Linked DNA regions of Homo sapiens: all the other regions are linked to region 4. The links are chromatin loops, found by intact Hi-C in ENCODE. Cell type or tissue: endothelial cell of umbilical vein. All regions are shown on one strand. Links, peaks and the distances in the headings refer to the core of each region. The heading gives the core; the rest is flanking DNA.

Evidence for each region. A loop is a pair of places that touch in the nucleus more often than their neighbours do. Peaks named below come from ENCODE experiments on the same cell type or tissue, not always from the same donor. Only the 100,000 strongest peaks of a DNase experiment are listed, where the experiment ranks them.
Region 1: it touches region 4 in a loop (2.2-fold over the local background); 6 of 110 quality-filtered maps call a loop at or near these places.
Region 2: it touches region 4 in a loop (2.9-fold over the local background); 4 of 110 quality-filtered maps call a loop at or near these places.
Region 3: a loop joins it to region 4, with 17 times the contacts of the local background. A loop is called at or near these places in 57 of 110 quality-filtered maps.
Region 5: it touches region 4 in a loop (12-fold over the local background); 81 of 110 quality-filtered maps call a loop at or near these places.

What each region holds. Positions count from the first base shown.
Region 1 is chr9:126,658,758-126,664,620 of GRCh38, reverse strand. All of the region lies in intron 2 of LMX1B (LIM homeobox transcription factor 1 beta), which reads right to left. Among named protein-coding and RNA genes, the nearest start is that of LMX1B, 48 kb to the right of the region's middle. RefSeq lists enhancers at 1-409, 410-926, 1,397-2,010. In endothelial cell of umbilical vein, for the core only: CTCF peaks have their summits at 2,559 and 2,759; a DNase peak (open chromatin) is centred at 2,670.
Region 2 is chr9:126,496,360-126,501,359 of GRCh38, reverse strand. All of the region lies in intron 9 of MVB12B (multivesicular body subunit 12B), which reads right to left. Among named protein-coding and RNA genes, the nearest start is that of NRON, 88 kb to the right of the region's middle. RefSeq lists a silencer at 1,816-2,110. In endothelial cell of umbilical vein, for the core only: CTCF peaks have their summits at 296 (motif pointing left) and 1,974 (motif pointing left); DNase peaks (open chromatin) are centred at 259 and 1,859; H3K4me3 peaks cover 276 bases.
Region 3 is chr9:126,687,405-126,693,157 of GRCh38, reverse strand. It overlaps LMX1B (LIM homeobox transcription factor 1 beta), which reads right to left. Exons shown (of 8, transcript NM_001174147.2): 3 at 2,090-2,322; 4 at 1-16. Among named protein-coding and RNA genes, the nearest start is that of LMX1B, 76 kb to the right of the region's middle. RefSeq lists an enhancer at 4,395-5,277. In endothelial cell of umbilical vein, for the core only: a CTCF peak has its summit at 2,607 (motif pointing right); no DNase peak of the experiment used is centred there; H3K27me3 peaks cover 219 bases.
Region 4 is chr9:126,608,303-126,614,018 of GRCh38, reverse strand. It overlaps LMX1B (LIM homeobox transcription factor 1 beta), which reads right to left and starts at 91. Exons shown (of 8, transcript NM_001174147.2): 1 at 1-91. LMX1B-DT (LMX1B divergent transcript) reads left to right here and starts at 220. Exons shown (of 2, transcript NR_184148.1): 1 at 220-570; 2 at 5,558-5,716. RefSeq lists enhancers at 195-1,163, 3,107-3,971 and a silencer at 2,316-2,385. In endothelial cell of umbilical vein, for the core only: a CTCF peak has its summit at 2,282 (motif pointing left); a DNase peak (open chromatin) is centred at 2,248; H3K27me3 peaks cover 3,912 bases.
Region 5 is chr9:126,778,900-126,784,686 of GRCh38, reverse strand. No RefSeq gene overlaps it. Among named protein-coding and RNA genes, the nearest start is that of ZBTB43, 23 kb to the left of the region's middle. RefSeq lists an enhancer at 4,965-5,134. In endothelial cell of umbilical vein, for the core only: a CTCF peak has its summit at 2,698 (motif pointing right); a DNase peak (open chromatin) is centred at 2,736.

The sequences.
Region 1 (5,863 bases), core at 845-5,844, 50 kb before region 4:
TACAAGCGTGAGCCACCGCGCCCAGCCAACTTGTGCATTTATTAAGTACCTAGTACGGGCCATGCGCTATCTCTGTGACATGTTCCCATTCTACAGACAAGGGAAGTGAGACTCCCAGCAGGGAAGGGACTTGGAGGTGACACCTCTTGGCTCCTTGCCCACAGGGCCCCTTGGCCTGGTTCAAGGGGAAGGGGTATAACTGCCTCCCCCCCATCCCTGGGGCTGTCTGTTTGGGTGGGGGATTGGGCTGGGCTGCGCTGCGGGGGTAACTTGGGGGGCCTGGTCCTGTGACTTGGTCTCCAAGTTATGCAGGCGAAACAAACAAGGTTCCTCTGTGCAGGGCTGGGGGATTTGTGCTCACCACCATGGAAACGACACAGAGCGTTGGGGGAGGGGAGTATGGCGCGGCTCCCCTTTACAGATGTGAGACCCCCCCGACAGCCTCAGACCTGGGGCCAGCTGTGGGTGGCCTGGAGGTGGCTGGAGGCAGACGAGGGCTGGCTGGACAGGCATCCTCCACCTGGTATCCCCTGGGCTGGGGTTGGGAGACAAGAGCCTGGCACAGGACTCAGACTTGGGCTCCGTGGGTGCAGCTGGCGTGGGAGGGCAGAGGAGCCCTGGCAGTCAAGATGTGCCAAAAATACCAGGCAGAGATAAGAGCAGCAACTTCTACCCACCTGGCTAAAAATAGCCCCATACTGGGAGGCAGAGAGGCCCCCGGGATTCCCCAAAGACAGCCTGGCCTGCTGCCCCGCCCCATGGGTGGCCTGGTCTGGGATGAGCCCATTTCCCAAGCAGGGCAACCAAGGCCAAGGAGAGGGCAAGGGCCAAGCACATCGTCTTGGGAAAAGCATTCTCAAGTACCGTGTGTTGACTATGTGCCAGACACTGCCTGGCAAGCGATCCACAAGCTTGGTATCAACCAAAACAAATTGAAATGGTGATAACAATGGAGGCAGGCATTAATGTTTACTGCATAGTCATTAGGCGCCAGGCACTACTCCAAACATCGTATGTGTTTATCTCATTTTAGAGACAAGGGTTACTATTATCCGCATTTTATAAATGAGAAAACTGAGGCTCAAAGAGGTCAAATTCCTTGCCAAGGTCACACAACTGTGGAAGTGGCAGAGCTGGGATTTGAACCCAAGTCCCTCTGCTCTCAAAATTCTTTTTTTTTTCTTTTTTTTTTTTTTTGAGAAAGAGTCTTGCCTTGTCGCCTAGGTTGGAGTGCAGTGGTGTGTTCTCGGCTCACTGCAACCTCTGCCTCCCGGGTTAAGTGATTCTCCTGCCTCAGCCTCCTGAGTAGCTGGGACTACAGGCATGCATCATGCCTGGCTAATTCTTTGTATTTTTAGTAGAGATGGGGTTTCACCATGTTGGTCAGGCTGGTCTCGAACTCCTGACCTCAAGTGATCCGCCCGCCTCAACCTCCCAAAGTGCTGTGATTACAGGTGTGAGCCACTGCACCAGCCTCAAAATTCTTAAGCCTTAGGTTGTTCAGCTGAGGTCAACAAGGCTCAGAGAGGGACATTCGCTTGCCCTGGGTTGCACAGCAATAGAGCCAGGACTGGAACCCAGAGTTTTCTGACTCCCAGGTCCAAGCTCCTCTCCAGATCCCAAGTGAGCCACCACTGCCAACGCCACCCTCCTTGCCAGCAGTGTGTTTGGATTGTGTTTGTCTGTCTTCCTGACGGGTAGTCCTGCCTCTGCCCCAGTCTCCTCTGTCTGTCAGGTCCCATTTGAGCTGAGGGCACCAGGCTCCCTATATGTCCCCGGTGGCACAGCCCCACCTGGAGGAAGCTTAGGCCAGAGCCTGGGGCTGCCCTGTCTAGACACTTCTTGAATCCCGGCAGCGGTGGCCGCTCTCGTGGGCCTGGCCTGGCTGAGCCCAGCAACAATGGGCCCTCTGTGCCCAGCTTGGGGCCTGCTCCAACAGGCCGCCCACCGGCTCCCAGCCCAGCCCACACTTCCACCCATACCTCTCTGGGCCCCTGTGCCCACCCTGGGAGCAGGCCTCCTTCCTCCCGAGGGCAGGGCGTGGGAGCCTCCCATGGCTAGACCAGGGAACTGGTTCTGCAGAATTCTCAGGGCTGCTCTCCCAGACTGGGCTGGGAGCCAGGAGGTCTCCAGGGGCAGGAACCAGTCCCTGCCACTACCCTCAAGCAAACAGATCCTGGTCCCACTTTACAGCCGAGGAAATTGAGGCTCAAAGGGAATTCCCTGACAAGGATCACTGGGAACTATACACAGATGAATGTCTCCTGAGAAGGTATAGTAATGATAATCATTATTATTATTAAACCACCAGGTACTGAGCAGTCACTTGCCCCAGGCTCATGCTAAGCACCACACAGGGGCCACTACTCTTAATCAGCACAGCCTCCCAGTACAAGGCACCATATTAACCCCATTTGTACAGACGAGAAACCTGAAGCCCAGAGAGGTAAAGACACTTGCATAAGGACACACAGCGGGCAAACAGCAAAGCAGGGACTGGTAGCAGCAGCCCTGTGTCTGTCTGACTCCAGCTTTCTTTATTCTGCAGGGCGCTGCGTGGGGGAGGGGTGCAGGGGGCTCGGCTGCCCCGCAGGTGTCCCATGCCTAGTGGGCCTAGCATGGGAGAAAGGCCCCTTCCTGCTGCAGTTCCGCCTCCACAATCCCTGCATTGTTGATTCATTAGGTAATTTCCCTGGAAGCACCAGCTGTTCAGAGGGTAGGGAGATGACTGATTGAGGCGGCTGAGGGCTGCAGGGGCCACTGGGCCAGGGGGCGCTGCAGGCCTGGCCAGGTGTCCCCCTCCCCTCTGCAGCGGCCACACCTTGCAGGAAACCCTCAGGGCTCCAAGGATAGAGAGGGGCAGGCCAAGCCCCTCCCACTGGGGCCTGGCATTCTCAGGTGCCTGCTCAACTCGGGCCCCGCAGCCACACTGCAGGCTGGCAGGTGGGGAGGGGTGGGCGGGGCCCCACAGGGCTCCACAGAGCCCCAGGCTCCTGGTGGCCCAGCTGAGCTGGGGCAGTTGGGGCAGGAGGGAGGGGCCTCCCTTGTCTGGGGTTCCTCTGAAAGCCGCCTCTCCATGGCCTCCGGGGCTGGCCCATTAAACCTGCTCCTGCTGCCCCACAAACAGACAGCGACCATGTGCTTCGGCTCAGCCTCTGTGCCCCCTACAGTGGCCCTCCACCCACCATACCCAGAGCAGCTGCCCCATCCTGGCTGCCTAGTCTGTCCAACTGCTCAGAAACCCACTCTGGCCCCGACAGACAGAGTTCCTGGAGAGAAGCCAACAGGGCCTTGAAGGGGGCCAGGCATGAGGCGTCCACGCTGGCCTGAGAGGTCGCCCTGCGTGGGGCGTCCACGCTGGCCTGGGAGGTCGCCCTGCGTGGGGCGTCCACGCTGGCCTGAGAGGTCGCCCTGCGTGGGGTGTCCACATTAGCTTGAGGGGTCGCCCTGTGTCAGGGCATCCACACTGGCCTCAGAGGTTGTCCTGTGTATGGGCGTGTCTACTACGGTTAGAGGCTGCCTTGTGTGAGGCTGTCCCATGTGGGATGTTTTCCAAATTTCCATTCTTCTTCCCCTGGCTACCTCTTACCCATCCCAGATCCCAGCTCTAAGTTTAGACGTTGCTTTTGTAGGGACATCCTCTGTGGGGTCCCTTGACTGGTTGAGCACTCCTGTTCTGACTCTCCAGCAGCTGCCTGTGGGTCCCCTATCATGGCGTCTCCCAAAATGCCCTGTCACTGCCTGTTTCATCATTTGTGTTGAGTCCAACCCAAGAACCACAGTAGGCATTGACTTCAACTGGCTTGGTTGGAGCTGCCGCCACAGCCACACTACGGGCTCAGGGAATACTGTTGTTAGGTGAAAGAAGGGGCAGATAAATAGTAGAGTTCAGTGGAGATCACCCCAAGGGTTCACATCAGCCTTTGCAATCCCCCTCACATGGATTCCAAGCTCTTCTATGGGTTTACCATGTTCTAGGCTTTGATACAAGCCTTTCACAATGTTAACTCAGTTAACTCTCACAGTGACCAGTGGAGGTGGCTACTGCTACTAACTCCAGTTTACAGATGAGAAAACTGGGGCACAAAGAGGGTAAGTGTCTTGTCCAAAGTCTCACAGTAGTCGAGCTGGGGTTTGACCCCAGGCCACCTGGCTGCAGCATCCACATTCATTGCTATACTATTTACACTGCCCTTAGAAGTCACTTCTTGGGCAGCTCCAAGCAGTTGTACACGGACCACAGAAAGCTTACATTGCCTTGGCCACACCAGGACAAACTATAAGGCCAGCGTAGACACACACATAGGACAACCTCTGAAGCCAGTGTAGACACCCCCACACAGGACAATCTCTAAGGCTAGGGTAGACACCCCCACACAGAACAATCTCTAAGGCCAGTGTAGACACCCCCACACAGGACAACCTCTGAAGCCAGTGTAGATACCCCCACACAGGACAATCTCTAAGGCCAGTGTAGACATCCCCACACAGGACAATCTCTAAGGGCAGTGTAGACACCCCCACACAGGACAACCTCTGAAGCCAGTGTAGACACCCCCACGCAGGACAACCTCTGAAGCCAGTGTAGACACCCCCACACAGGACAATTTCCAAGGCCAGTGTAGACACACACAGGACAACCTTTGAAGCCAGTGTAGACACCCCCACACAGGACAATCTCTAAGGCTAGTGTAGACAAACACACAGGACAATCTCTAAGACCAGTGTAGGCACCCCAGATAGGACAATCTCTAAGGCCAGTGCAGACACTCCCACACAGGACAATCTCCAAGGCCTGTGTAGACACACATACAAGATAATCTCTGAAGCCAGTGTAGACATTCCCACATAGGACAATCTCTAAGGCTAGTGTAGACAAACACACAGGACAATCTCTAAGGCCAGTGTAGGCACCCCCAGATAGAATAATCTCTAAGGCCAGTGTAGACATCCCCACACAGGACAATCTCTAAGGCTAGTATAGACACACACACAGGACAATCTCTAAGGCCAGTATAGACACACATACAGGACAATCTCTAAGGCCGGTATAGGCACCCCCACACAGGACCACCTCTGAAGCTAAGCCAGCATCATCAGAGCCAGCAGAGCCCCTGGCCTGAGAATGTGTGGAGAGGCTGGATGGGCCATGCCCGCCCTGCTGGGATGAGGAGGGATGGGGGCCTACAGGGCCGACCTAGCCCTGGCCCAGCTGGAGCACAGGACAGCCTCCTGGGGACAGCGTGAAATTGCCATTCTCCACTAAGGAGCCGCTGCTGGAGGGCGCCTTCCCAGCCCAGCTGGGAGAGGGTCAGCAGTGCCCCTGGACACGTTCTGCCCAGGCCTGGGACCCTCCTCACCACCTGCCCAGCACTGGTGGCCAGGACAAGAACCAGACAGGCTTGGGGCATGAGTTGCCTGAAGCTGTCACTCTCTATGGGGGAAGGGGGCCCATTCAGGCCTGTGACAGGGCCCTTCTGGGGCTAGACAAAAGGCCCTGGCTCCCAGCAACAGACAGTAAGAAGTGTGCCTGTGAGTGCGTCTGAGCGTCTGCATGCCTCTCTGTGCGTGCATGAAGGAGAGGATACCTCGGCAGACCCCAGCCCCAGAACACCCGCCTCTCAGCCCCCTGAAGGGTCCCTCCCACCCTGTATCCCAGCCTTGGATCAGGCCTGCCCCATCCTATGTGGGGCTTCTGGGTGCCTCTTGCCTCCAGTATGGACTTCTCATGTCCCCAGGAAGTCCTCCTTCTCTCCACAGCAAACCAGGCCTGATACAGGCAAGGGGGCTTTCTGAATTTGAACCCCCGGTCTCTCCTGCTGCAATGAATGCAAATGACTTTCCCAGGTTTTGGCTTGATAAT
Region 2 (5,000 bases), core at 1-5,000, 110 kb after region 4:
CTCTCCTGCCCTCAGTGAACTCATCTCTCAGGTGGGGTGATGCGCCCATGTCCAGGCCTGCCTGGAGGATGGAATGAGCGATGGTAGATCAGGGCCCGCCGCGCCCTAGCACTGAGCAAGCGATCACTGAGCATCTGGTTGCTCCAGAGAACCCACCATGCAGCGCCAGCTCTCTCACTCCAGCCCTCTCACTTTCCTGCTCGCCAACCACCAGGCACAGGCCGCGGTCAGGAGACTCCGGCTCCGGGAGGCTGAGGAGGGGGAGCTGCGCCAAAGTCTGGGAGGACACTGCCACCTGGTGGCCGCCTGGGCACATGCACGGCAGGGAACAGCGGCAAATTCATTCCCTGGCTGGCTTCATCAGCCCTCACTGACATCCGCCCTGCGCGGGACTCCCAAGGTAGCAGAGGAGGGGGCGGGCATGCCCAGCACAGCCCAGCATGAAGGCCACCTCCGAGGGCACATGCACGGGGCGTGGGGATCACCGGAGAGAGCAAGGAGGGCTTCGCGGGGCAGGGGGCATTCACATCTTGAAAGCAGATTCGGGGCCTGACTGGGGAAGGGCATGGACGGCACCTAGGGCAATAGGTGCCAAGGTGCAGAGGAGAGTGCCACGGGCACACATGCCTGCGGAGACAGCGGGGCTGAGGGCCTACGGCGTGGATAGTTAGGCCATCAGCCCCGGCTCAGGAGAGAACATGCAGCAGGCTTTTCAACTCTGAACGCACACCAGTCCCCGGGGGGTCCCGGTCAAATGCAGATTCTGACTGGGTAGGTCTGGGGCCAGGCCTGAGAATCTGCATTTCAAATAGCTCCCAGGTAACCCCATGCTGCTGGTCTGGGGATCAGTTTAGAGAATTCTACGACCCAATCACTGGAACCTGGGAATGGGTGTGGACATGGATGGGCAGAGAGGGAAGGGCCAGAGACCACACGCTGTGCAGAAAGGAGCTGGGGAAGGACTGGTTGGGGGAGGGGGTGGGACATGGCTTGGAGGTGCTCCACTTTGGATGCTCCAAGGCCATGCCAGGGAGATGCCTGCAAACGCGAAGCATCTCAGATGATAGAGGGAGAAAGCCCAGAGCCAGGTTCCTGCAGGGCAGTGGAGGGGCTGGGGGAGGCGTCCTGGGCCGCGCCCTTCTGCTCCTTCAGTAGGTCTTGCTGTATCTACTGGGCCGGGTTCCTGGGGGTGGCAGGGAGTGCTGAGGGCTGGCCGGCCAGAGAGAGCAGGTTAAGGGCGATTGCAGCCCCAGCCCGAGTGTCCACAGCCAGAGAGCCTAGGCCCGGGCCTAGCGGGAGCTTTCTGGATGGTGAGCGGGGGAGCAGGACGCTTCCACGCCTGTGTGAGCAACTGGCTGATTCGGCAGAGGGGCTGTCGTGGGGACCCTGTGCCGCTGTCCCAGTCTCTGTGGCCAGGAGTGGGGACAGGGTCACGGGGAGGGCATGGCTGGGCCCTCCGGGCTGGGCTGAGCTCCTCTCTCCCGGCCCGCGGGCTGGGGGAGGGCGGAGAAGGCGCCCCTTCCTGCCTGCACCACGCCGGTCCCCGCGAGGGCGCACAGATTGCGCCCCCACCCTCTCTCCCTCGGGATTTTTTCCCTTTTTAGGTTATCTTGGCTGGAGAAAAGCGCCACCCACCCCCGCTTCTTGTTTTCCCTAACTCCCCAAATGAAATTTCAACATATGTCCCGCGACATAATCCCCTCTGGCTGCGGCCGCCTTCCCGCAGACGCGGTCCCTGCCCGCTCCTCCCGCCGTGTTTACCCAGGAGACGGGGCCGCTTCTGGAAGCCCTTTCACTCCCTTGGGCAAACAGCGAGTACCTTTGAAGGTGGATTTGGACCCGGATCTGTTTACTCAAGACATTAGTCTCCTGCATAAGGAAAACCTGCACTTGCGAACAAACAGCAAATCCTTTTTGAATTAAAAAAATTTTCAATTAAAAAGCATTTGGTCCGCACAGCCCGGTCCAGCTGCGCAGCGCCGGGCCTGCGCCCTCTGGTGGGCACAGGCCGCCACTGCAGCAGCTGGGCAGCCCGGGCCTGAGGCCTCTCTCGGGAAAGAGATGTAACTGTCAGGGGTTCTGCCAGGGGTCCTGGAGGCTCTGCCAGGGGTCCCGGGGACCCTGCCACTGATGGAAGCAGGCGTCTCAGGCCACGGTGCGAGAGTCTCAGCTTCTAAAAGCCTTTTCTCATAGTGAGGTCAGTGTCCTGTGATAGAAGGTGCCAACTGCAGCTTCCAGCAGCACCTGGAAAGCACCCAGCTTCGAGGCAAAGAGGGGGCAATAGAACCTACTGGTCTACCCACAACTAGGACGATTCGTGTGCAAGTGCCTTGAAAGTGAAGAGAATTAGCCCTGGTTATGCATCAGAACCAAAGGCTTTAACCACAGTGATGCATGGCCCCCACCTGTGGTTGGCAGGAGTGGTCCTGGTTTAACCGGCACGGGGACACCAGCATTTTTTGAAAACACTCAGGTGATTTCAGTATTAATTGCACTAATCACCAGAGGGGAAGGCAAGTGCACTGCCCCTCCAGCCTCCTCCCTCCTTCCCACACCAGGTCTCATACTAAACACTCTAGAGGGCTCCAGACGAGAAAAGGCAGTAAGGGGCTGTTCCCAGCACCCGAGCTTTGCAGAGAAGGAAAGTGAAGCCCAAGAAAGGATCTGACTTCCTGAGGTCCCAGAGTGAGCTGGGCAATGCTGGACGAGGCCTGGGCCCAGAGAGGCGCAGGGGGCAGGCGCTGGGCTGGCTGGGAAACCTGCATTAGGGCAGGCATTGGCACCTACCTCTCCTGGGGTGCAACTCCAGCATGGGGGCCAGACCGACAGACATGAACTAGTGAGCTCACGGGTGAATCACGATAGGGCCAGGAATGGTGTAGTCCAGAGGGCAGGGGCTGGGCCAGGTGAGGACAGGTGGGAGGGAACCAAAGGGGCCAAGGCTGGGGCCAACGAGAAGAGTCTGGTGCAGGGGTGGACAGACACTGATGGGTGGGCTTGGGCAGGCGGATGGGCCTGGCCCTAGCACAGGCAGGGAGAGGTGGGGGAGATTCTGTACAGCAGCCCCACCTGTCTGCTTCTCCAAGCCCCCCCGGCTCAGCACTCCAGTCATCCCCCTCCATCTCAGGCACTCCCACGGCCTCGGCTATGATACAGGCTCTTCCTGTTTCTAAAATCCTAAAGCCTCAGCTTCCTCACATGAGGGGCTCCACGTCCTCATCTGTTTCCTGAAGATGAGGAATGCAGCCCTGGCTTCTGAAACGCTGCGGGAGGAGAGAGGCAGGGCCCAGCACAGTGCCCACGTCATATGGCGAGGCCTGAAGCGCTGCAGTCCCGGGAGAGGCCTTCAGGGCCCCACGGCCCCATCCTGCAGGCCTCTTCTGCGAGACGAGGGTGGGCCGCCCGCTGCTTTCTGAGCCATATTCCAGGGCCCCTCCCCAGGCAGTACTTCAGTGGGTGTGGGCGTTTTGACAAGGACCCCAGGTGACTCTGAGCAACTGTTCGGTTTGGAAACCCTGCACGTCTTCTTCCAGCAGCTGCAGGGCCAGCTGAAGTCCTTGCTTCCTACTTGGGCCATGGTTCTAGAGACATTGGAGAGGCTGCATACCCAGCGGGAAGCCCCAGCTCCAGAAAGCGTGAGAAAGTGCTTCACTAGGAGGAAGGCTGTTCACGAGCAGGTGGGCCTTGGGGGTAGGGAGAAGCCAGGATGCTCACCTCATGCCCCGGAGATGAGGTGGATTCCTTGTTCAATGCTCTCTTTGAAAGCGAGGCCCTGTAGCTGGGCCTGGAGCTCAGGGCTGTGACCCCTGTGGTCAGGAGTGGGGAGCCGAGTAGTCTGGCAGGACAGAACCTCCTTGCCACTACTGGGGAGTGAGCCGAGGTCCCATGAGGCTGCACCACCTGACCAAGGCCTCGGGGTCAGGGCACAGCTGGGAGAGGCCTTCAATGACCACACTGCGGGGCGTGGGCAGAGGGGTGGGTGAGGGCTCCCGCAGACCCTTTAGGAAGCTACTTCTGTTTTCCTAACAGCCCGCCCAGATGGTTCATGAGCTCTAACCTGGGAGCTGCAACCCAGGAGCAGGGAACCCCAGATCCAGCTGGGGGGTCTCACCCTAAACCAGGGGGTGCAATAAGGGCCCCGCTGGTTCCATGTGGTTCTAGGGCCCCCCACTTCCAGCCAGTTCAGCCCCTGCTCCCTGGAGCTAAGAGCTCCAGAAGCAGAAGCCTGTGTGTCTGGGCACTGCTGTGTCCTCACTGCCCAGCACAGCACCCAGCCCGGGTCACTGAATAAATGCATGGCCATCTGCCAGTCCAGTCTCTTCCTCTCTACTAGTCCGCATCCCAGTCATTCTGTCAATCCTCATCGGTACCCAGCCCCTCCTGTCTCCTCCAAGCCTGGGTCTCCCACTGGGTGATGACAACGCTGAGAGTCTGTCTCTGAGGGACACCCTGCCCTAGGCTGCCTGTCCCCTGGGGGACAGGGGCCTGGAGAGCGCCCTCACCTTCAGGGCACCCTATCTCACAAAACACCTTCCACCCAGGATCTGGCCTGTGTCCAGGAGCAGGGCAAGTGATTCCCAGCTCCCCACCCTGATGCAGAGCCCTGAGCCCCACATCCTGGGGAGAGGTCTTTCCCCTGCATGGTTCTCTCTCCTCTCCCAGCCAGTTCTGTCAGGAACACTCCTCCTCCCTCAAGTGGCAAAGTCCTACGTGTCCTTAAGGACCACTAAAGGGGCACTTGCTCTGGGAAGCGTGTTCCTTCCCCGGGGAGAACGGACCACAACAACACTTTCTATACCCTCCTCATGCTCAGGGCAGCTGTGGAGCCTCAGCTGTAGCTCCAGAGCCCAGTAGAGATCACAGCCTAGAATGAATGCAGGAATGAGTGAACAGTGGGTGGGTAGCGGTGGGTGGGTGGGGGAGTGGGTGAGTAGATGAATGGGTGGGTGAGTGAGTGGGTGGGTATGGGTGGATAGGTAGTGGCTGAGTGGATGGGCAGG
Region 3 (5,753 bases), core at 1-5,000, 79 kb before region 4:
TCATCCTCGCTCTTCACTGTGGGGGACACAACCCGGCCTGTGATGAAGGGGCGGGGGCAGCCCAGGCCTCAGCCTTGTCCCCTTCGGCAACCTGCTGCCCGATGGGAGCCTGTCCCCTCTGTTGACACCTGCCGTGGCTCCCCAGTGGCCCAGGATAAGATCTCCTTCCCTCCCGTGGCCCACAGGCCCTACCTCATCTGGGCCCTGGTCTCCTGCCTGCTGTACCCTGCGAGTCCCTTCCCCGGCACACACGCCTCACTCCCTCATCCTGGGCCGCAGGGCACACCTGCACAGGAACTCACACAGGTGCGCCTCGGACAACCACAGCACAGGCATGCACACACGTACATGTGGCTGCACACACTTTCAGGAAGGCAGGCCCACTCGGGGAACAGGCAGACAGGTGCACGCACGGTTGTGCACATGGCTGTGTGGACATACACGAAAGTGTGCAAGCAAAGACACACACCACAGATATTCACACAAGAGTGCTTCTGACCACAGCGTATGCACGCACACACTCGTAAGATGCACACTCACCTGCTGCCACATACACGTGGGCTCACAAAGGCCCTCACGCGTGCAACTCACAGGCGTATTCACACACATGGGCCCATGCTCACGGGCAGGAACGTACAGGCATGCATGCATCTGGACAGACACACACAGCGTGCGGAAGCATGTGCATTCTCCCAGTGCTACAGCCACACCCACCATGCACACATGGCACTTCCCCGCCCCAGGTTTGGGTCTCAGAAATGCCAGCAGCCCCAGATGGATGGCCAAGCCTCCCCAGCCACCACTGGGCCTCCCGCTGCCCCCCAGGCTGGTCTCCTTTCTTCAATCCTGTTCTTGGAGTATGAGGCGGGTGATCTCCTCCCACTGAGACCCCCTCTGCTGGGGCTGGCCAGCCTCTGCTCTTCCTCAGGAGTCCAGGCAGCTGGAAGCCATGGAGCTGGCTGCAGCAGTGCCCTGCCCAGGGATGGGTAGGGACAGATGGTGGTGGGCTCACTGCCTCCACGCAGGCCCTGGCCATGGAAAACCCTTCCCATGTGGCAGATCCTGTTGCCGGAGGGCTCCAGGTTACCCATGGGGCCTGGCAGACCGGGACACCTCCTCTCCATGCCTCCTGCTCCAGTCCTTCCCCACTGTTCCCAGGAAGAACAAGGACCAAAGCCACCTCCTGGGCTTTCCCTCCTTAAGGCTCACTCCTGGCTGGGCTTGCCCTGTCTGCCAGGAGGCCTTCAAATTGGCCTCGTCCTTTTGGGGGCTAGAGCAGAGGAGGGAGGGTCCTTCACCCTGGGAAATGGGGTCTTTCCCTCCAGCACAGAGGGCCCAGCCCCCTCCCTTCGGCTGGGAAACAGAGGCTGGCTCGAGGCTGTTTGCTTCTCACTGCTGAAGGCTCCAGGGGGCTGAGAAGGGGAAGGCACATCATCTCCCTGCCTCTCAGGCATCCCCAGCCTGTGGACTGGGTGCTGGTGAAGACCCCTGTGGAGCTGGGCTGCGGGTTGGTGGGGGGCCATCAAGGCAGAGAGGGTAAGGGGGGTGGGCCAGAGAACAAGAGGTGTGTGTGTGCACACAAGCACAATCCACAGTACATGTGAGCATGTGGACAAACATATATGTGCAGCCATGTGGACCGGTGTTTAGTGCACAAGTGTGCTGTGTCATGTGTGTATGTGTATGTATGCTTAAGTGTGTACACTTGTGTGTGTGGACCTGGGTGTGGCTTTTGAATTCCCGGGTATGTGAACACATATCTCCACATACATGTACATGTATCCATACTCAGGGTAGGGGTATTCCTGCATGCATTTTATGTGCTTGTGTGCACACATGTGATCACACATATGTTTATATGTATGGATGCGTAGGTCTCAGGGGTAGTGTGCCTGGGGGGATGCATGTTCGTATCATGTGCACACAGGTGGACACGTCAGTGCGCGTGTGCATCTGGATATGCATGTACCATCTGTGTGCAGCTCAGGTCCTGGAAGCAGGAGGTGGCTTCTCCAGCCGGGACTCCCCTCCAGGACACCCCAGCAACCCCCGTCCCTGAGGCCTGCCCCCAGCTCAGGCCAGGCCTCACCGGAGTCGGACTCGTCGGGGCTCACGGAGCTGAGCAGGTCCTTCTCCTTCTCGTAGTCACCCTTGCACAGCAGCTGGCCCTCCTTGAGCACGAATTCGTCGCCCTTGCGTAGCTGCCGTTCACACACGCAGCAGCAGAAGCAGCCCAGGTGGTACACGCACTCCAGCGCCCGCATCACGAACTCGGTGGGGGCGATCTTCTCCATGCAGCCGCTGCACTTGGCCGCGAAGAGCCTGCGGATGCACAAAGCGGGCGTGTTGGCGGTGCTCAGAAGTCCCTCCCAGAGGCCACTCCTGCCGAGGGCCTCTCCCTCTTGCCACCCTGACCCTCAGGCCCAGGTGGGAGGGAGAGGCCCTCCTTGGGCACCAGGTCAGACAGCAGAAGGGCCCTGCAGCCCTATTCTTCTGCCTACAGGCCCCCAGTGGCCCTGGGGTGGGTGCTGGCATCCTGCCTAGAGTCACCTGTCCCGGGCGTGGCAGCTCAGGGCCCTTCCAGCTCAGAGACACGGTGGCCACAAGAGGGCAGTGTGGAGGGTCCACTCAAACTTTCCTTGGGGGCCAGGTCAGCCCCTGGCTGGAAAGGATCCTTTCTACCTCAGCTCCCTGGTCTGCCTCTCCTCTGATCCTCCCTCACCAACACATCCAAGCAATTCCCAGCCCTGCCCAACCCACTGCCCAGCCTGGGCCCCTCCTCTCCTGCCCGAGCAACTGCCTGGTCCCCTCTCTGGGCTCCTGGCCCCTTCAATCCTTCAAACCCCAGCCCACACAGGAACCGTCACACACACAGGAGCCAGGGGGATCTTTCTAAAATACAAATCGGATCAAGCTGCTTCCCTGCTCCAGACTCTTCCATGGCTCCCTAGTGCCCTTAGGAGACCATCCGAGCTCCTGAGGCTGGCACTCAAGGCCCTTCATGATCCCGCCTCTTCCCTTTCTACCCTCTGCTTCCCCAGGCTGCAGCCCCAAAGAACAGCCTGCAGTTTCTCCAGAGCACTATCATGGCAGCCATCTTTCGACCCATCTTTCTCTGTCCTTTGGCTTGGCTAACACCTTCCCATCCCTCCGTCTCAGCTTACGCATCTCCATCACGAACAGATATTCACTGAGCACGTATAGAGTGCCAGCCCTGCTCTAAGCATCTTATATGCAGAGACGCATTTAATCCTTGCAACAACCCTGCAAGAAAAGAATGAACATTAACCCCATTTTAGAGATGAGGAAATTGAGGTGCTAAGAGGCAGAGTTGCTTGCTCAGGGTCGCATGGGTAGTAAATGCTGGAGGCAACTCCCAGGCTGGGCCTAATCCAGCTTCCACATGACAACGTGATTCCATCTCCCATCTCCCATCATCTCTGCAGACAAACGAGGGCCGGGAGAGGTGGTCTCCGGGCCCTGGTCAGCACTAGCAGGAGGGCTGGGCAGCACGGCCCCTCCTCTGCTGTGTCTGCTGACCGCTCCTCCCGACACTCCCCCACCCTGTCACGTGTCCTGCTCTGTGGGAACTCAGCTCAACAACACTTTGATGGAAAAATTTATGAAGAATCAAATTATTGCTGCTGGGAGGGAATTAAAACCATTTTTCATTCCCGGCGTCCCCGGGCCATGTCTGCGGGCGCCACCTTGGGAGCGCTGTGCACATCCCATCCCTCTTTATGGCCCACCATCACGGGCACAGATTACAGCTGCAATTCTCTACTAATCGGTTCTGGAACAGAAATGGCCATAAATGGGAGGCACTCGCCTGCCTCCCTTCCTGGAGCTGCCGTCAGAACCGCCCACGGCGAGCTGGTGGGGCGAAGTGGGCAGGGCCACTTGGAGCTCTGCATGCTGCCTGGGCACTGGCCAGAGCACTCAGCAGGGGGCACCCCCAGCAACCCCTGCCACCCACCTCTATTCTACCCAGCAGGCTCCTACTCATCCTGCAATGCCCAACTCCAATGCCACCTCCTCTGGGAAGCCTTCTCTGATGCCCCAGTCTGGGGGAGGTAGCCTCCTCTATGCTCCCCTCAGCGTCCCCCACCTCAGTTTACTCCTGTAAAATGGAGATGTCAAGCCCTTCCTGAAGGCTGTTGTCAGGATTCGAGGATGCTGAGCATGTAACTCAGTACACGGGTATCACAGCAGAATGACAATGCATGTCCCTGTTGGTGCCCAACTCTACCACCTCTACCAGGGTTCCATGAGACAGGACCTGGCCCCATCTGATCCTCAAGGGGGCCTCCGTGAGTGTTTACAGAGTAGGTGAGTAAAGGCCTGGGGTGAGCTGAGGCTGAGGCCAGGCTCTGCTCTGGGCATGCTGGACCCCACCAGCCTGCAGGGCATGGCTCTGCAAGGGGAATGTGGGCTGGATTTTGGCTCTAATTTGGCCCTCTGGCTGAATCCCCTTGTTCAGGGCACAACCTACCCAACTGTCAGTGACAGCTTTAGGCAGAGGCCCTAGGAATCTGGCTGGCTGTCCAGCTCTCCCGAGGGGCTGAGGAAGGAGCCTGGGTTTGTAGAACCCGGTGCTCTGACATGGAGGGTGGTCCTCCCCCAACCCCTACTGCCCCTCTGTCCCCTCCCCACACTCCACCTGACCTAGTGGCCACACTAAGGTCTGCAGCCTGACCTCTGCGGCCTCTGAGTGGACAGACACTGGCCGTGTCGCTGCTAGCGTGGGAGCGCCACGGTCCCAGGGTCCCAGGCCAGGGTCAGCACACCTTGGGTGACTCCCGGAGAGGAAACCTTCTTAGGCTGGGGAAGGGGCAGCAGGGCGGGTGACCTGCATTTGCAGTCAAAGCCACAGTGCTGGCTGTGCTCAGAACAGCCGCGCTAATGCCTTGGCAGCAGGGGGTCGATTGCTACTTTCTCCAAACTCATCAACACAATCTATTATTAATACTTCTCCAAAGGCTCAGTGCCGCCATTACAGAGGCAGCGCCAGCCACTCAGGGTATCATCTGTTATCTAGATTGCAAAAACTCAGGAAATAAAACAAACTGCGCGCACTTTATAAACAGAATGCGCCATCCGTTTGGTCTCCAAGCATCTCTCCACCCAATAAAACATCGGGGGGGATGCATGAAATACTCACTCCCAATTATGGGGCTGCCTTTGTCTACTGTGCTGGGGTGAGAGCGACTAATGGCGTGTATGGGAGGGGTTGGGGATACCAGCGGGGTTCCCTCTTCTCTGTGAGCCCCCATTCCCCCTCTCTTCGTGCCTCCCACCACGGAGGACTATGGAGCCAGCCACTGAGAAGAAGGCCCAGCCACAGACAGGTGGCATTGGAATCACATGGACTTGAGTTCCATGCCTTGTCCCACCACTTGCTAGCTGGTGACCGGGCAAGTAATTTTTCTTCTCGAGCCTCAGCTCACTTATCTATACAATGGGCTGGACAACACTGCCTGCATCTCAGCATGAAGATGTAGCGAGTTGTCAGTGTAAAGCAGCAGGTGTGGCGGGCACAACCTCCATAACTTCCTTGCTGTGCAGCTTTAGGCAAGGCATTTGACCTCTCTGAACCTCAAATTCTTCATCTATAAAATGGGAATGATCAGGCCAGCGCGGTGGCTCACGCCTGTGATCCCAGCACTTTGGGAGGCTGAGGCGGGCGGATCACTTAAGGTTAGGAGTTCAAAACCAGCCTGGCCAACATGGTGAAACCCCGTCTCTACTAAAAA
Region 4 (5,716 bases), core at 1-5,000:
GCGCAGCGGGCCGCGGGGCTCCGGGCGCGCTCCCCGCGCTACTCCAGTGCCATGGTGCGCCCGCTGAGCCGCCGGGTTTAGAGCTGGGGCTGGCGGCGGAGGGATACGGGCCGCCTCACCTCCCGAAACTTCCTGACATTTGAACCCCGCGGCCGGTATCCCTGCGCCGGGATGCGCCGCCGGCTCCACGTCAAATAGTGCCGTCCCGCCCCCCCGCGCGCCCCGGGGCTCCGCGCCCCTGGCCCGCGCCCCGCGCCGCGCCTGGCCCCGAGCTCAGGCCCCGGCTCCCCGGCCCGGCCGCCCCGCGGGCCCCTCGCAGAAGTTTTGATCGTCTTCGAAACAAATCCCTCTGCTCCACCCCCTTGAAAAATTGATTTGGGAGTTGGGGAGCGAAGGCTTTCTTTTTTCTCCTCTGCCTTCTTTATTATTAATATTTTGTAAAGCTCCAGCGCTACGAGGAGTGGCCCCGAGCGAGGCCAGACTGCGCGGACGGCAGGGAGCGCGGCGGCTCCGCCAGGGGACGGCGCCGGCCGGGAGTGGCCGCTTGGGAACCCCCGACTGTCGGCCGAGGTAGGTCGCGGGGGCTGAGTCGGAGTCCCCCGGGCGGCGGCGCCTGCTCGGGGCCGCTTGGTCCGCGGAGAGGGCCGGCTCCCAGGAACGAAGGACGGGGGCGGGCAGAAGGCGAGGACGGCTGGCCCTGGACTCGTGCAAGGGGGGCCCAGGCCCAGGAACGGGGAGTGAGCCTGGAGTGTGGGTGAGGGGTCTGGGAAAGCTCCGGGCCTGGCAGAGATTGGGCGGGGGACTGAGCCGATGGGAGGTTGGGGCCCCGGGATCGAGAATGGGGGACACTGGGACGACAAGGAAGGTCAGGCCTGGGTTCAGGCGACCGAGAGTTTAGAGGACAACTAAGGCTGGAAAAGGGGTCCCCGGGCAGGGGCAGGAGCAGTGGGCAAGACCCGGGCCTCCTAGGGTTTGCAGTGAGGGGCGCTAGGAGGGAGTGGTGGCCCCAGGGTAGCGGCTCTGAAGAAATTAGGTTGGCTGCCAAGATCGGGGTCCTTTGGCGGGTCGGGTGCCCGGCCAGGGGTCGCTGGGACGCGCGGATCAAGGACAGTGCTCTAGCCAGCCTGGGCAAAGTGGACCTCGGCAACGGGACGCGAAAGCTGGCGAGATGGAGCTGCCGACTTCCGCGCCAGCCGGGCCTGGCACCCGCGTCCGGTGCGAGAGGCCACAGCGTCGGACCGGCTGTCTGCGGCCCGTGGTCCCCACCGACGCGCGGCTCACCGGGGAGCAGGGGGGCGGTTGCGGCCCGGGGTAGCGGCGGGCTGACCCCCCGCGATCCGCTGCGGGGCGGCCCCGGCCCCTCCCGGAGCGAGGCAGCGGCGCGGAGCCGGGCGGGGGCGGAGGGCATGGGGGGCGGGTCCCCTGACCTCGCTGGAGGCGAAAGGGCGGATCGGATTTGGAACCTGCGGGAGGCTTGGTCAGAAGTGGCCCCCTGCGCCGCGGGGCCCCGCGGAGGGGCCCGGCTTTGTGGAGGATTAGAGGCTCCCGCCCTACCCTACCTGCGTGTGTGTCGGTGGGTATCTGTGTGTGTCTGTGCGTGTCGGGCCCCCGCCTCTGCGGCTCTTGCCTCCGTGTGCTCCTTGGCTCTGCACACACGGTATGTGTGTCCCTGCAACCTTCCAGACTCCCAGGGGTGAATCTGTGGATCTGTGTCTGAGTCCCCTGCACCCGTGTGTATGTGAATGTGTGGGTCCTTCGTGCCTGTGTCTGGGGTGTGTGTCCGCATCATTTCATGCGGGGGCCTAAGTCTTTGTGCGTGTCTCAGCCTCTGTGTTGTGTCTGCGATCCTTTTCTGTATGGGTGTCTCTGTCAGCTTTGCGTATCTGTGCTTATCTCCGGGGTTCTGAATGCTTCTGTGTGCTCGCGTGTCTCCTAGCGTGTGTGTGTGTGTGTGTGTTTGTGTGTGGTGGGGGGCTTTGTGCCTTCGTGTATTTCTAGGCGCCTTTGTGTGGCTAGGTCGGGGAGAGTGGACAGTCAATGTGGAGTTTCTCTCCCACATCTCGGTCCCCTCTTTGCTTGACCTGGAAACCCCAGGCCTGGACCCGCGAAGTTGGGCTGGGCCTGAGCCGCCTTCTCCGGGCATCTGGGGCGGGGGCGCGGCTGCTGCAGGGAGAAGCCGGGCGGGCAAGGCTTCGGCGCACAGAGCCAGAGTCCCGAGGCGCGGAGCGCGGCTCGGGGCCGGCGGGCGGACCAGGCACTTTCTGCCCTCTGCTGGTCGCGGTCCATCCCTGCAACCGGGGCTGGGCGACTGCCTGCAGGCGAGAGTCCTCGTTCCAGGCCCAGACCCTCTCCCTCTCCTTCAGGGTGCACATGGTAATACTCTCTCGTCACAGGCCCTGCACCCCCAACTCCTGGCGCAAGGCTCCATCCCCTCCCCACCTTCCCTGTGCCTGGCCTCTCCTACCCTACAGCTCTCCTTTCCCCCTCCTTGGCTGAATGAGGGCCCCTGCGATCCAGTCTCCCAGGCTTCTCTAACTCGGGTTGGCGTCCAGTGCCGATCTGGGGCCGCTGGCTGTGCCCAGAGGCGCATTCCCCGGACCACTCGAAGGCCTGGTCTCAAGGCAGGAGGACTTGTGGGAAGTACCCCCTCCGTGCCGCGTCTGGTCTGTCCGGGTGCGCATGCATTCTCAGCGCCTCTTCCGCGCTCCTGCCAGTCATATCCCACGCCACCAAGGCGGATATAGGGTGGTCTGCCGCCATGCGGCCCGCGCCCAGATAGGGGCGCTGGCTCGGTGGACGCCAGAGCCTGGCTGCCTTCTCTGGTCTGGGGTGGGGCTGCTGAGTCCACACCCCTTGGGCCCCTCTGCATGCCTTCCCCGCTGTCCATTCATTCCCCCTACACACACACACACACACACACACACACACACACACACACACACACACACACACACACACACCCTCCCTATAGGCCCCGTTCCTTGCCCTTTGTCCTCACTCCTCGTGTCCCGTGCTCCCAGCTGAGTTGGCCGGTCTCGGGTCCTTCGCACGCAGACGCGCAGGGGTCCCAGATCTCTCCAGCACAATCGGGGCTCCCGCGCCTCTCCACCGCTTCCCTTGCCGAAGAAGCGAAGAAGCGGCCGACTGGACGGCACAGCAGGGGCCGAGGCCCAGAGCCGGCTCCTGCCCGCAGGCGGCGAACGGCACCTTGCTCCGCCAGGCCCCTGCGGGTGTGATCCGTGACCCGCAGATTCTCCCGGGCGCCTCTGGCCCATGACGCGGGGGCTGCTCGCTCCACGCAGGCGGCTTCGGGATGCTCTCCCGCTCAGATTTCAGCGGCAGAAACAGCCTCGGATTCTCTCTACCTGGGGGAAAGACTGAGTCGGGGGCTCGGAATCACTGGAAGAAGCGAGAATGGAAAGGGAGGCTCTGGAGCGGGGGTCCCGGCTCCTTCCAGTCTGCGGACGCCCCAGCTCCATTGAGCCCCGCCCTAGTCCCCCCGCTCCTCTTCTTAGGGCCTTGCACCCTCTCCTCTGCGCTACCCGCCTCCCTCGAGCACGGCTCTATGAGCTGCCCTCCCCCACCCCACCCAGCCCTGTCCATCCCGCTCCGGGCTGTCTGGATTGTTTTGTGCTTCTGACCAGAGCCAGAGCCACACTGCCCCCTCCCAGTTTACCATTCCAGCTGGAGGCACGGATCTGGGGCAGCGCAGGGTGCAGTCCTGGCCGGGTTCGGAGGAGTGGGAAGGCAAGGACCAGGAGCTGCGAGTGTCTCTATTCCACTCTGCCCGGAGAACCAGGGCTGCAGAGAGCCTGGGCCGTCCCACGCTGTCCCGGCGCCATCAGCCCTGCCAAGCCTCAGATCCTTGACAGGCGGCCAGATTGGGGGGACCAGAGCCGCCCAAGCAGTGGGCCAGGTTGGGGGCTGATATTCCTGGGAGGTGGCCCCGGGTCTAGGGTCCTGGGAGAACCACACTGACTCCGGAAGTGGAGCGGGAACACCCAGAGACTGAGTGCTGGAAACTTTCCAGCCAGCAGTGACCATGTTATGCTTTTTGGACCCCAGCGGGGCTGGACCCCAGGGCACATGGGCCAAAGGGTCAGGCCCTTCTCAGCTAGAGATGGCCGTGTGTGATCGTCACAGAGTAACACAGCCACCTTGCCGCAGAGCGGTGCAAATGTCTGTGGTCTTGCTGTGCCGGTGGGAGACCTCACAGCGACCTTGAACCCAGGTGGAGGCCCACACACAGGAGTAAAGTGATGGCGCCCAGCTGGGGTCCTTTGAATCAGGGCTGGGAACTGGTTCTCTCTCCCATTGGGGTTTTCCAGCCTGATGGGAGAGGGGCTGCAGGGAGACAGGATTTGTGGCAGAATTTGCTGGTGAGGCAGAGCTGGGGCTCTGAGGCTGCATGCAAGTGTGTGTGTCTGTGTGCAGTGGGGAGACAGCCAGCCCCAGCAAAGCCCCTAAGTCCTTCCTGTAGCTTCCCCTTCAGTGGGTAGGGGCTCTGGCCACAGACCCATGACTTTCCAGCACAAGGTCTGGGTCTTTAGTCATGGGATTCCTCCACATTGGGTCAGGAGACGGTGCTCCCTTAGAGCCCAGGCTGCTGTCAGCTCTCGGGACTGGAGCTCTGAGGGAGACGGTGCCCTGGCGGGGTGGCCCAGTGCTGAGGTCTCGCAGTGGCTAGGAGTGGTCAAGAGCAGATCTTGGGGAGCCACCCAGATCTGGTTCAGGATCTGGCCATGGGACCTCAGGAAGGTCCTGCCCTACTCTCTGCACCTCAGCTTCCTCATTTGTCCCACAGGGTTGTCGAGAGGCTGAAACATAAGTGCTCACCACAACACCCAGCACCTACCAGGCCTCTATACATATTTGGTAAATAATTGGATGGACACTTTGGGAGGGTGAGGCTGGTGGATCACGAGGTCAGGAGTTCAAGACCAACCTGGCCAACATGGTGAAACCCCATCTTTACTAAAAATACAAAAATTAGCTGGGCATGGTGGCACGTGTCTGTAATCCTAGCTATTTGGGAAGCTGAGGCAGGAGAACCACTTGAATCCGGGAGGTGGAGGTTGCAGTGAACCGAAATTGCACCACTGCACTCCAGCCTGGGTGACAGAGCAAGACTCCATCTCAAGTAGTCATAATAATTGGATGGAAGAGGGGCCATGCTACCAAGACTTGGGGAGAACACAGCTCCCTGCTTCTCCTTCAACCAGGGCTTGAGGGCAAACAGACCCCCTGGGCTCACCTGCGTACCTTCCTCCAGGGCAGGCGAAGCTTAGCTCCAGGAAGGTGTGAGCTGGGCGCAGGAGACCTCCAGGCAGTGCCTAGAGGCCCGGCACAGCCTTTGCCACTGGCCCTGCTCTAGAGCCTGGGCCTGCAAGTAGCTGCTCAGAGCTGGACCCTGGCGGGGACACAGAATTAGGGGCGTTAGCCCATTACATCAAAAGCAACCACGTGGGATTCTCAAGATGTCACATATTTTAAAATTTATTTTCTTCAAGAATCTTTGGCTTTCTTGCCAAATGGATGGGCTGGATTATTTCTGCAGCCTGTCTGGAACCGGGAGCTTCCCCAGCTGAGGACCACAGTGAGAGCAGAGAAGACCCAGGATCGTATTTGAAACCATAAAAGCCACATGAAGACACTAAGAATAACTTGCAGAAAGACATTTTCTATGAATTGAACACAGAGTCCCAAAACCCAGAAA
Region 5 (5,787 bases), core at 1-5,000, 170 kb before region 4:
TGTGGAGACTCAATGAGAATGCAAAGAAGCCGTTAGCACAGTGCCCAGTGTCTAAAATGCGTTCTGTAAGCATCAGGAGGGGAGGGGGAAAAGTGGGCCGGGGACGGCGGAGCTGCCACGGTTCCAATAGCTCTCCAGTTCCTGGTTCCAGACCTTCCGGGAGGCCTGCAGGGAATGGGTGTTGCTGCATATGGCGGAGGTGGAGGTCCATTTCATGTTTTCCACATGGGTACTCAATTTCGTCCCAAAATTACTTACTGAAGACTCTCTCTGTCCCCTACTGCTCTGTGGACCACCTCTGTCATGGATTATGTGCCTGTGTGTTTGAGGGTCTGCTTCTGGGTTCTACCTTCCCCTCTATTAGTCTTTGTGTCTGTCCTTGTGCTGAAACCACACTGTTTTAATGACTAGAGCGTTGTGATAAGGATGGCCTGACCCCTCCTACCTGTTGCCCTTGAGAACCTCTCAGCTATTCTTAGCCAGTGTTCTAAAAAAAATGCATGCCAAGTCTCATCACTCCCAGCCTAGTCTCCTCTGATGGCTTATTAAAAGGAACTAATGCTGGGAATTTGGCAAGGCCTTAGGAAGGGCTGGAATAAGGCCCATGTTGCTACTGGGAGCCAGGCAGTATTCTTTCTCCTTGCCTAAGCAGTTTTTTTCTCCCTAACCTGCCCTCACTCTCAAGTCTTTTTTACATAGATTAACCTCTAGCTTGTTTATGTGAGATTCACCATTCACCCAGAATCCCCACAAGAGAAGGGCGGCCAGGAGCTGAATCAGCAAGCAAGACTCCTTCTCCTTTACCAGGACAAGGGTGTGGAAGGGGAAGGTGGCTTCTCAAACATCGATCATTTTCTCTCTGGACACCTGGCTGGGCACAGTGGCTCACACCTATAATCCCAGCACTTTGGGAGGCCGAGGAGGGCAGATCACTTGAGGTCAGGAGTTCCAGACCAGCCTGGCCAACATGGTGAAACCCCATTTCTACTAAAAATTAAAAAAAAAAAAATTAGCAGGCTGTGGTGGTGCACACCTGTAGCTACTCAGGAGGCTGAGGGCAGGAGAATTGCTTGAACCTGGGAGGCGGAGGTTGCAGTGAGCCGAGATCGTGCCACTGTACTCCAGCCTGGGCAACAAGAGCAAGACTCTGTCTCAAAACAAAAAACAAACAAACAAAAAACTGTGCGTCACTGGCCCTGATTCTTTAGTCCCCCTGCATGTGCACCCTTTGCCATGTAACTTCATGGTCTTTCCCACCAAAGGTGGAGAATGCTCCCACCCTTGACTGCTCTTGGCCAGTGAGATGTGGTGGGAGAAGTATGGGCCTCATTTTAGTGAACGTCACCTCCAGGTGTCCAGTTTTGCAGAAATGTGAGCCATGGATACTTCTTGGGCTCTATTTCCAGCTTCAATCTCCACATCCATCCACTATCTCCACTCCTGTCTCCTCTGCCCTAGTTCAGGCTCCCTCCCCCAACCCCATCCTCTCTCACCTGACTACAGCGGCTTCCAAATTGGGCTCCCTGACTCCAGCCTTCCCCCACCCTGCTCCCTACACTGCGATGCTTCACTGTGCAGCCCGAGGGTTATTTTAAAAACACAAATCCCAGCACTTTGGGAGGCCAAGGCGGACGGATCACGAGGTCAGGAGATGGAGACCATCCTGGTTAACACGGTGAAACCCCGTCTCTACTAAAAATACACAAAATTAGCTGGGCGTGGTGGCGGGCGCCTGTAGTCCCAGCTACTCGGGAGGCTGAGGCAGGAGAATGGCGTGAACCCGGAAGGCGGAGCTTGCAGTGAGCCAAGATTGCACCACTGCACTCCAGCCTATGCGACACAGTGAGACTCTGTCTCAAAAAACAAAACGAAACAAACCCCCAAAAAACCACAAATCTGCTCGTGTTCCTCCCTACCTCTCTTCTCTCCATGGTGCCCCATGCTCTAAAGCTATAGGTTCAAATCCAGTAGCCCCGGACCTTCTGCTGCAGTCTTATCTCAGGCCCTCCCCATTCTCACTCCTTTTCCCTCACACTGGCTTGCTTGCTTTCTCCTCTCTCCCTTGTTCTTTCTTTCTTTTTGTTTTGTTTTTTTTGAGATGGAGTCTTGCTCTGTCGCCCAGGCTGGAGTGCAGTGGTGTGATCTTGGCTCACTGCAACCTCCGCCTCCCAGGTTCAAGCAATTCTCCCGCCTCAGCCTCCCGAGTAGGTGGGATTACAGGTGCCTGCCACCACGGCCGGCTAATTTTTGTATTTTTAGTAGAAACAGGATTTCATCATGTTGGCCATGGTGGGGAGTGATCAAGGGAATCCTCTGGCTTTGGGGTTCTCTCACAGCCTGAGTGTTTTCATCTGTCAAATGAGCACGGCAGCAAGATCACAGCACCTGCAGTGATACAACAAATGTCAGTGATGTAGGCCAGTGCTTGGCACACAGTGAATGCAGGTGAGGGGGCCTCCGTGATTCCCAGGCCCCCATGAACCCCAGGCACACCCAGGTTATCATGCTGGGGTAGGTCCCCAGAGATCCGAGTCTGAGTCCTATTTCTCCCTAGACCCCGGGAGAATGACTGAGTGAACAATTAAAAATCTAAACTGTGTTTTTGGAATGTTTCTGGAAGCTCCAGGCCTGATTGTCCTGGAACCCCTCCTCTCTCTCCCTGCTCAGAACTCGAAATTGGTCTCTAGCTGGCCTCCGGGGGAGCGGCAGTTTAGCATACGGCCAGCAGATGGCGCTGAAAGCTAAGGGAAGACGCCCCCTCCCCTGGGGCTCCTCCCGTCCCCTCCCGTCCCCTCCCGTTTGCCAACTCCAGCTCCCAGGCTGCCCTTCCAGCAGGGGCGAGGCGCCCTCGGCCGTCTCCTGGGAACCCAGGCCCATTTTGGAGAAGCAGAAAGAAAGCCCAAAACCCTGCTGGGATTCCTGGTTGGGGCCTTACACCCCGGAGACCTCCCCGACCTCCGCTCCCTGGCCTCCCTCCCAGGAAATCACTTAATAAATAGGGCGCGAGGATCCCAAGTGAGAGGAGGTTTTCCTCGGAAGAGCCACTTCATCTGTGAACAAGGAACTATGAAACATCTAAGAGCAGTCTGTGACCTCCCCGTCCATCCTGTGTAAAATATGAAATAAGAGTTTTAATTACCAAGCTTGGAAGGCAGCCGACGTGTTTAATATTTAATGTCTCCGATGCTTGTGCCCCAGGCGTGCCAGCACTGACAGAATCGGGGTTTCCCTTGGGTTGGCTCTAAATGTGCTTGGAGAAGGGCCAGGCAGCCCCCTTCCCCATCACCTGGGAGCCTCTTGTAGCCCTGCCTGGACCCAGGCTCGCCCTGGTCCTCCCACTCCCTGAGGGACCCCTGCTAAGGGGGCCGGTCTCCCACCCTAAGACCAGGACCTGGAGCTCTATGAAGGCATCTAGTTCTCGACTCAGTCCAGCTCCTGGCAGGAGTGGAAGTCAATGAAGTCAGGCAGCGAGAACAAATAGAGGGGCCAGACCCATAGACCTGTTTTTCTGTTTGTTTGTTTGCTTTTTTTGTTTTTTTTTTTTTTTGAGACGGAGTCTCACCCTGTCACCTAGGCTGGAGTGCAATGGTGCAATTTCGGCTCACTGCAACCTCTGCCTCCCAGGTTCAAATGATTCTCCTGCCTCAGCCTCCTGAGTAGGTGGGATTACAGGCATCCGCCACCACACCTGGCTAATTTTTGTATTTTTAGTAGAGACTAAAAATGGTCAGGCTGGTCTTGAACTCCTGACCTCGTGATTCGCCCGCCTCGGCCTCCCAAAGTGCTGGGATTACAGGTGTGAGCCACCGCGCCCGGGCTTTTGTTTTTTGTTTTTGTTTTGTTTTGTTTTGTTTTGAGATGGAGTCTTGCTCTGTCACCCAGGCTGGAGTGCAGTGGTGCCCTCTTGGCTCACTGCAGCCCTGCCTCCCGGGTTCAAGCACTTCTCCTGCCTCAGCCTCCCGAATAGCTGGGATTACAGGTGAGCACCACCACGCCTGGCTAATCTTTGTATTTTTAGTAGAGATGGGGTTTCACCATGTTGGCCAGGCTGGTCTTGAACTCCTGACCTCAAGTGATCCGCCCACCTCGGCCTCCCGAAGTGCTAGGATTACAGGCATGAGCCACCGTGCCTGGCCCAAACCTGGGTTTGAATTCTGTTTTCCTGCAAGCTATCAGCCTCTCTGGGAATGACTTTTATTATCCATAAGGTGGAGAATGTATCTCCTATGTTATGGGTTGTTAATGGTAATAGATTGCCACTTTCGAGGCTTAGTATGTGCCTGGAGCCCTGCTAAGCTCTTCGCATTTACTGAGTGCTTGTCATTTACAACAGCTCTGCCAGGTGGCTAAGATGAGATTTGAACCCAAGATATTCTGACTCCAGAGCTTATGACTCTGAAAGCCTATATGCAAAAGCACCAGGGATTTGGAGCTTGAAGGGGACAGGGCCACCCAGTCTTAGGCCCTAGTTTGTCATATACTGTGGCCCCTCCTCCTGTCTCATAGACAACCAAGAAGATTGCAAACGGGGGCTCAGGACAGGAGCCCAAACCAAATCAACCACATTCCTGTTTTTTGTTGCACGTTTCGACTTCCTGAAGAGAGGTGGTGAGCAAGCAAACTGCATTTGATTTTTGTTTTTTTTGTGTGTGTGTTTGTTGTTGTTGTTGTTTGGAGACAGGGTCTCACTTTGTCACCCAGGCTGGAGTGCAGTGGCATGCTCTTGGCTCACTGCAGCCTCGACCTCACAGGGCTCAAGCAATCCTCCTGTGTCAGCCCTTCAAGCCAATCAGCTGGGATACAGGTGCGTGCCACTAGGCTCAGCTAAATGTTGTATTTTTTGTAGAGACAGGTTTTGCGATGTTGTCCAGGCTGATGCATTTGCTTTTTGATGAGTTGATTGGCACCTTCAGTGTGAGTGGAGTTTGAGGGGCCATCTTGGGACTAGCCATGCACCTTGGTTTGTCTTAGACCTATGCACCATCCCTTGTCCAGCTGGCTATAGCCAAGTTAGTGCCCGTGTCACCTCCCTAGCAGAGCACAGCACATGGATGTTATGATGGGCCATGAGGAGGTGCATCAGCAGTTGGAGCCACTTGTGTTAAAAGATAACCAAGGCTGGGGCGGTGGCTCACGCCTGTAATCCCAAGCACTTTGGGAGGCTGAGGCAGGTGGATCACGAGGTCAGGAGACCGAGACCATCCTGGCTAACACGGTGAAACTCCATCTCTACTAAAAATACAAAAAATTAGCCGAGCGTGGTGGCACGCGCCTGTAGTCCCAGCTACTTGGGAGGCTGAGACGGAGAATCTCTTGAACCTGGGAGGTGGAGGTTGCAGTGAGCTGAGATTGCGCCAGTGCACTTCAGCCTGGGCAACAGAGTGAGACTCCATCTCAAAAAAAAAAAAAAAAAAAAAAGACAACCGAGGCTGGGCACAGTGAACCACACCTGTAATCCCAGCACTTTGGGAGGCCGAGGCGGGCAGATCACAAGGTCAGGAGATCCAGACCAGCCTGGCCAACAGGGTGAAACCTCCCCCATCTCTACTAAAAAAGTATAAAAATTAGCCAGGCATGGTGGTACATGCCTGTAATCCCCGCTACTCGGGAGGTTGAGGCAGGAGAATTGCTTGAACCCAGGAGGTAGAGGTTGCAGTGAGCTGAGATCGAGCCACTGCACTCCAGTCTGGGCGACAGAGCAAGACTCTGTCTCAAAAATAAATAAATAAATAAAAAGAGAGAGAGGTGTTGAGAAGCTCATTTGATCCTCATCAGATAGGCTCATGC